Linked DNA regions of Homo sapiens: region 2 is linked to region 1. A link is a contact called in ENCODE Hi-C or POLR2A ChIA-PET data. All regions are on one chromosome and are shown on one strand. Each heading gives the region's core, a stretch centred on a gene start or an enhancer-like site at or near the end of the contact. The rest is flanking DNA. Distances are from core to core; before and after follow the strand shown.

Evidence for each region. A loop is a pair of places that touch in the nucleus more often than their neighbours do. ChIA-PET counts read pairs that join two places held with the same protein, here RNA polymerase II (POLR2A). Pooled maps may share reads with other maps.
Region 2: a pooled map shows a loop between it and region 1 (4-fold over the local background). The contact joins two enhancer-like sites. A Hi-C loop is called at or near these places in 9 of 168 maps with a recorded cell type or tissue (HAP-1, heart left ventricle, left lung and 5 more), 1 of 37 single-sample maps with no recorded cell type and 1 of 50 pooled maps. POLR2A ChIA-PET finds 5 or more read pairs at or near these places in 6 of 52 experiments (AG04449, BJ, MCF 10A and 3 more).

What each region holds. Positions count from the first base shown.
Region 1 is chr1:178,029,830-178,033,396 of GRCh38, forward strand. It overlaps CRYZL2P-SEC16B (CRYZL2P-SEC16B readthrough), which reads right to left. Exons shown (of 32, transcript NM_001356506.2): 4 at 3,198-3,256; 5 at 2,601-2,666; 6 at 1,722-1,831. It also overlaps the pseudogene CRYZL2P. Among named protein-coding and RNA genes, the nearest start is that of CRYZL2P-SEC16B, 6.4 kb to the right of the region's middle. Within about 2 kb of position 2,187, at least 6 of the 41 ENCODE cell types and tissues checked have a DNase peak (open chromatin) inside an H3K27ac peak, as active enhancers do.
Region 2 is chr1:178,260,211-178,263,563 of GRCh38, forward strand. The region is part of intron 1 of RASAL2 (RAS protein activator like 2); the gene reads left to right. Among named protein-coding and RNA genes, the nearest start is that of RASAL2, 170 kb to the left of the region's middle. Within about 2 kb of position 2,086, at least 2 of the 41 ENCODE cell types and tissues checked have a DNase peak (open chromatin) inside an H3K27ac peak, as active enhancers do.

The sequences.
Region 1 (3,567 bases), core at 937-3,436:
TTCTCTATCTTCTAATAAGTCCTCCCACCACTGAAATGGCCTTCACTTCCCTTCTTCCTCTATTCAACTGCTACCAATTCTTTAAAAGTCAGTTTAAATGTCCACCTTCTCCAAGAAATCCCCCTTTTCCAACACTCACAGCCTCAGAAAGATACTTCTGAAGAGACCTAAGTCTTTTTTCATTATTTTATTCATTCATTCATTTAAGAAATAGTTCTTGAGGGCCTACTATGTTCTAGGTACCATGCTAGGTGCAGGACTACAGGGATGAACCAAAGAGACACTGTCACTGCCTTTATGGGGATTACAATCCAGTAAGAGGGAGACAATAACCCGATAAGGACACAAGTAACCACACTCTGAGCTATGTATTATGAAAGAGAAGTAGAAGGTGCTATGAAATCATATATACAGAGGAGGGAGAGGGGCCTCACCTAGACTGAGGGACAGAGAATACTTCTCTGAAAAAATGACATTTGAGTTTAAATCTGAACGACAGCTCTGAGAATTACAGGTAGAGAAAATAGCATGTGCAGAAGGCATGAAGTGGGTCAGACCTTGCCAGGGTCTAGTAGCTGGAAGGATGAGTGATTTGCTTCTAGGCCCCCTCCCTAGTCTGTAAGCGAATAGATGGCAAGACCCTGCTCTGGGTTACTTTATATCCCCAGTGCCTTGCACATGATTTTTAATCAATGAATGAATATATTGTTTGAATAAATATATGTTTGAAAACTGGAGTTATGATTTTTGTAAGTGGTGACTCTAACATACAAATAACCTTGGCCTGAAGAACATTTGTTGCTACATCACTGCAAGGCCTGTGGCTCCAGCTGCTGCCGTCACTAAAACAACTCTGTGCCAAAGAAAGATGAATGCTACTTCAGAAACCTTCAGAAGTCAACCAGTAATATGATTTCACAAATATTTTAGAAACAGAACATTTTAAAGCAAGAATGTTAGAGGTCGTTTCATTCAAACCTTCATATACATCTGTTCTCCACCCTGTAAGCTTACGGATGTGACTTCTAGATTAGTGCTAATTGGGTTCAGTTTTGAAGACCTCCCAGGAAAAATATTCCTGAATCTCTCTAGGTAGCCTCTCCCTCATATCAGTGGCAACCCTTCCTTTGAGCTACCACTCCAATTTATTCTTCAGAAATTCTATCTTAAAATCCTTCTCATATTAGATACTGCCCAATGTTACAAGGTGATGAGCATGTAATGGCCACTGCTCAACTAAACCCACCTCTCTGAAGCAATTCTGAGTCTCACCTCTCTGAAAAGATCAAGAAGTAGTACGTATGCTCCAGGTAAAGAGTCAAACTTCAGCACCTTTTCTCCTGAAATGTCCCATCTGACACACTCAACAAGGCCTCACAGAAACAAATACCATAGGCCTCTAATAAACTCAGAGTGAAATGGGTTTAAATAAACCAACTATCTACACTTTAATACTTTTATGAGATCTCCAGGGCGGTCACATTTGAGAGAGGTATTTCTCCAATTCACAATGGCCAAGTTCACAGCCTATCATCTCCTCTCAGACAGAAGGATGTCCTCACAGTCAAAAAACCCCAATCTCAAGTGGCTACCTCCCTTTGGCCTTTCCTCAGCCAAAAGGAAGGGAAGGGAAGGGAAGAGGTGGGGCATGGCCTTGTCGGACACTTCTGATATCAAGAGAAGGGTACTTTCTAGCCTTCTGTCATCTACACAGTCCTTACCCAGGCTGGGTACGGGCCCAATGCTCAAGAGCAAAAATCGCAGTGCCATAAGTTATAGGGAGGACAGCAGCTTCTTATAGGGAGACCTTTTCTGGAATCTGCCACAGGTCCTAAAAAAGAGATAACAGTGACTTACAGATTGAGTGTATGTACCTAAGTCGTAAAGGCTGCTCAGTAAATATTAGGATTTGATTCAGTGACTGATTTGTAAAGGGAATCACTTGCCCATAACCAAGCCCAGTGGAAGTCAAAACTAAGCAAGCTGTAGCAGATTTCAGAACTTGAATGCATCAGACTTCAAAACCCCAAGGCTAGCATCTGGCTCAGAAAGGAGCCAACAGGTAGAGAATGGAACACAGATCACTGTACTGTGATGGGTGAATGGTCTGGTATGTCAGTTTTACCTCAGTAAAGCTGGTGGGGACAATTGTGTACTGTCCACCACCAGGGGGCACCATTCACACCCTGCACAACCATGCTAGACTACCCTGGCTGGCTCCATTCCCAGGGCTATCTCTTTCATAAGCTTTGTGTCTGGGAGAAGCCCATTACATCCAGCTCAATGCCCAAAACCAGCTTTTCTACTAAAACTACCTAGTCCAAATGAACAGCCAGCTCAAGGACTCAGAAAACAAAATGTTGTTCTTCATTAAAACACTCAATGCAAACAAAGCTCTGTGCAAAGTGTTGTCACATTAATGAAGAGAAGGAGTTTAACATTTGAAAAAATGAAGTGCTTAGCTGAGAAACAAGACATGACCAAATAAATACAAAGAAAAAGAGGGAGAGGGGAAGACAGGAATGAGGGATAGGTGGAAATTAAAGAAAAACAAAGGAGAAAAAACATCTTCAACCATTAATCTTGAGTGGTACAGATACCTTCTGGTCAGTGACGCATTCTTCAGCCATACAATTAAAGTTTCTTGTGCCAATAACTCTATCTCCCTAAAGGAAACATACCATTAAGGATATGTGCAAATGTATGACCTTGCATTCCTTTTCCTGAATTAATCAAAAAAGAAAAAAAAATGCACATCTCTGACTCCATAAGACACAGGTTGGTCTTAATTATTCAGAGTTACTGTTTAGTAAATAAAATAATAACTCTCTCAATACCACCACCAGGCTGTGAAGCCAATTTGAGTGAGCACATTTGAGACGAAGAGAGAGAGTAAGGGAAAGGTTGATTTGAATTAGAAGCCCACTCTTAATTTCACAAGAGAATCAAATTCTCTGTCCTCTTGGTTAAAGACTGAGGTGCCGCCTTTTATTCATAATGAAAAGTTTAATGAAGCCAGGAACTTCCAATTACTTCCTTTCCCCAGAAAGAATTTTGTTTCTTACCTTTCTAGTTAGGTTTCCCTTTGGTGTCTGCAGGCAAAAGCCAGTAGAAGCAAGACCCTTTGGCTACAAATGAAGTTAGCATATTTTTCATAGCTACATATACATTGATTCCCTAGACTTCAATTAATTTACCTCTTTAACTGTCCTGACATCTGTGCCTGTCTCCAATACTGTCCCAGAAAAGTCCATTCCTAAAAACATATTGTTTAAAGATTAGGTTATCTGTAAAACACAACACCATGGAGATGAGAAAACACTGATCGACAGGCTATTCCAACAGCTTTCGGAGCTGAGGATTTAGGTGCCCCTCCTCCTCTCCATATGCAGGTAGAGAGGTAAGGTGTTATACTCAAAGCACAGGAAAGTAAACATAAGATTTCACCATCACAACCTGGGAAGCTATAGCAGTCTCAATCTTACCATGACACAAATGAAAATTTCAAGAATGTGCAAAAGCACAGAGAATCACAGGTACACAGGTACTTTTGACCCTAATCACTGG
Region 2 (3,353 bases), core at 836-3,335, 230 kb after region 1:
GGCGTGGTGGCTGGCGCCTGTAATCCCAGCCACTTGGGAGGCTGAGACAGAGAATTGCTTGAACCGGAGAGGCGGAGGTTGCAGTGAGCCGAGATCACGCCACTGCACTCCAGCCTGGGCGACAGAGCGAGACTCGTCTCAAAAAAAAAAAAAATATATATATATATATATATATATATATATATATATATATATATATATATATGATAATAATTTTAGCAAACTGGAAGATTCAAGAAAGTCTGGCACCTTTTATCTAATGTGTGTTTCTAGTTTTATTTTTCCCTACAGTCTTGACTTTTGTTAAGAATTGTAGAGTTCTCATTAACACTATTAGGTGAATCGTTCATACAAAGTTTTTAAAAAGTCTTCCAAATAAGAAAAAACAAATTCACTTACAGGTAAAATATTTCCCATTATTTTATTTCCTTAAGTCAAACTCTATATCCTAAATAACTAACTTCACTAAAATATCAAGAGTATTTTATAAAGGACTTGCTGGATTAACTGACATGATTAATTCCCCCAAATTTCTCCACTCCTTCTGTGAAACCTACTGACTGATGCTAATGGTGCATTGAACATGTTGGAGAGGACTGCTCTTCAACATGCCCACTTACTTCTGCACCCATCAGTTGTAAGCTTATCATAAATCAGTGATTTGTTCCCAAATTTGGCAGTTTGTTCTTGTTATTGTACTTAGACTGATATTCAGTGTTTAATAAATTGATGAACTGTGAATGCTAAATAGAAATTGTTGTTGTTCTATAATCTTGGCGTTAGAACAGTCTGAATGTGAGATGCAGTAAGGAGAAGAGCCAGAAGGTGTGGAGGTCATTCTATTCATACAGCTCCGAGCTCCTTGCTGCTGCCATCATTATTAAACAGCTCTTTGGAACTCTCTAATTTTAGTCTCTGTGAATTCTCCCTTTTTTCCTTGCCAGTTTCCAATCTGTATTTTGAGAAATACTTGATTAAAATATTTATCTCCTAAGTAGAAAAATAAGAACTCTGGAATTGTCCAAACCCTCATGTTTGTAACTCATGGAAAACAAATAAATTTGATGTGAGCATAATATAAATATTTAGGCCTACCTCTGGATAGGTATTAGAGAAGAGCTTAGCTACAGACGTTTATAACAACTTAGCTCTACATATCTTTTTTTGTATACCTTTATAAAGACATACAACCTTTTTGACTTTTAACAATAATATAATCACCCCATATTCCACCTGTGTTTTTATGTTGCAGTAGTTACTCCAGCTAACACAAACAAGTTTATATACTGAATTTTTATATGTGAGTTCAAGGTGAATAGTAAGTAAAGAAAAGTAACTTTTCCAGGAAATGCACATAAGTGCTCTGTGTTACTAAAAGAGTACTTCATAACACAGAGGAACATAACTGTAAGGATTAATTAGAAGTGTTGGATGGGCGTGGTGACTCAACGCGTGTAATCCCAGCATTTTGGGAGGCTGGTGGATCACGAGATCAGGAGTTAAAGACCAGCCTGGCCAAGATGGTGAAACCCCGTCTCTACTAAAAATACAAAAAAAGTAGCCTGGTGTGGTGGTGGGCGCCTGTCATCCCAGCTACTCAGGAGGCTGAGGCAGAGAATTGCTTGAACCTGGGAGGTGGAGGTTGCAGTGAGTTGAGATTGCACCACTGTACTCCAGCCTGGGTGACAGAGTGAGACTGTCTCAAAAAAAAAAAAAAAAGTGTTGATGTGCTTTGCATTACAAAAAATCTATATCATGAAGTTTTCTTAAAGGACTCCAGCCTAGCTAGCCTTTTGAGAGTCTCTCTATTAGGGGCCTGCTAGGGCTATTTAAATTCTTAATCCTCTTTTTTTGGTGTCATTATATTAAGAATATAAAGACGAATAATTGAATGATTGAGGAATATTCCAAGTATATTATTTGGAGGAATTATTAGCAAAATCAGTATCCTTTCTCTGCTGAAAACAGTGACTAAAAAGAGAAAGTGGGCAGGCTCCTTGTATTGTTAGGAAGGTCGTGCTCTTGGGCTTTGTATAAATGCAGGGTATTTAAAGTTCCCAGTATCCTTGGAAACACAAACTGTTTATAATACCAATTGGTGCTTGTGTTTCAGTGACGTCATACAATTTACAGATCCACACAATGAACGTCTTGTTTGTGGACCTACAGAGGAGTTCAGATAGTTTTGGAAAAGCAACTGAATGCCCATAGGATTTAAGGCTTAATTTGTGTGTGTGTTTTCTCAGGCTTTAATTTTAAGAAAGAGTGACAACCTTACTTTTCCTTCTTTAAATCTTACGAGTTTGGATTCAGCTTTTTTAAAAATAGCAAAAGATGTCACCCATCAAATTTGTCATTGTTTTATATTCTTGTGATTGCATTTGAGAAGTATATACACATTTTTGTACCAATTGAAACCTGTAGAGAAATAGATGAAGAAGATCAATTACTCCTCTCAAGTTTAGCCATCAACTGTGAGTGGTAAGAGACTTTTAGAGCTGGGAGTATTTGATAACTGGTTAGAGTAAAACAGTGCTATTAAAAAGATTTTTTTCTCTCTTCTCATCCCCCCTGCCCCCCACTCATTTTTTTTTTTTTTTTTAAATCTGAGAGGGAATTGGTAGACTGACCTAAATGGTGTACATTAAGCTGAACAAATAGACCTAAATAACAGAAAGTGTTTTGGCCCTTATATTTCATTTCTGCTTGTAACTGCTTCTCTAGCCAAAAGGCTCTGGATTTGTTGTCTTTTCCTTTGTAAAGTTTGTATTAAGAATAATATGTAGATTTTTGGCACAGCAATATAACTAGAGTCTGTCTGATGGTATCAGATGGAAATATGTTTTTGTTAGAGCAAATCTGTGCAGTACTTTTTTTCCTCAGAATATTTCCAAGGAAAGGTTTATTTACATTCATCATATAATCCTGAAGACCATTCACAGTTTAAATCAGTTTTTTCTATCAGATTTTATTACAATATTTTTACCATCTGAACATTTTCAATAGGAGTAACAAATGAACCCATTGTTTCAGATGTGTGAAGTTAAAATAATAACAAGTGCTATTATTTATTGAGGGCTTTACAGTATGCCAAGCACTGTTTGTAATGCTTGATATTTCTCACTTAATCTTCACCACATTCCTACATAGTAGAAACCACATTATTCCATTTTAAAGATGAGAAAACTGGAGCTCTAAGAAGTTAAGTATCTTGACTAGAGTCACATGGCTGGCAAGTGATAGGATGGGAATTCCTTTTCAGGCAGTCTGACTCCAAAGTCTGTGCTCTTAACCACTTGACCTTCATGCTTCTCAAGAATGATAATAATCAGAGTTAACATTTACTGAGTACT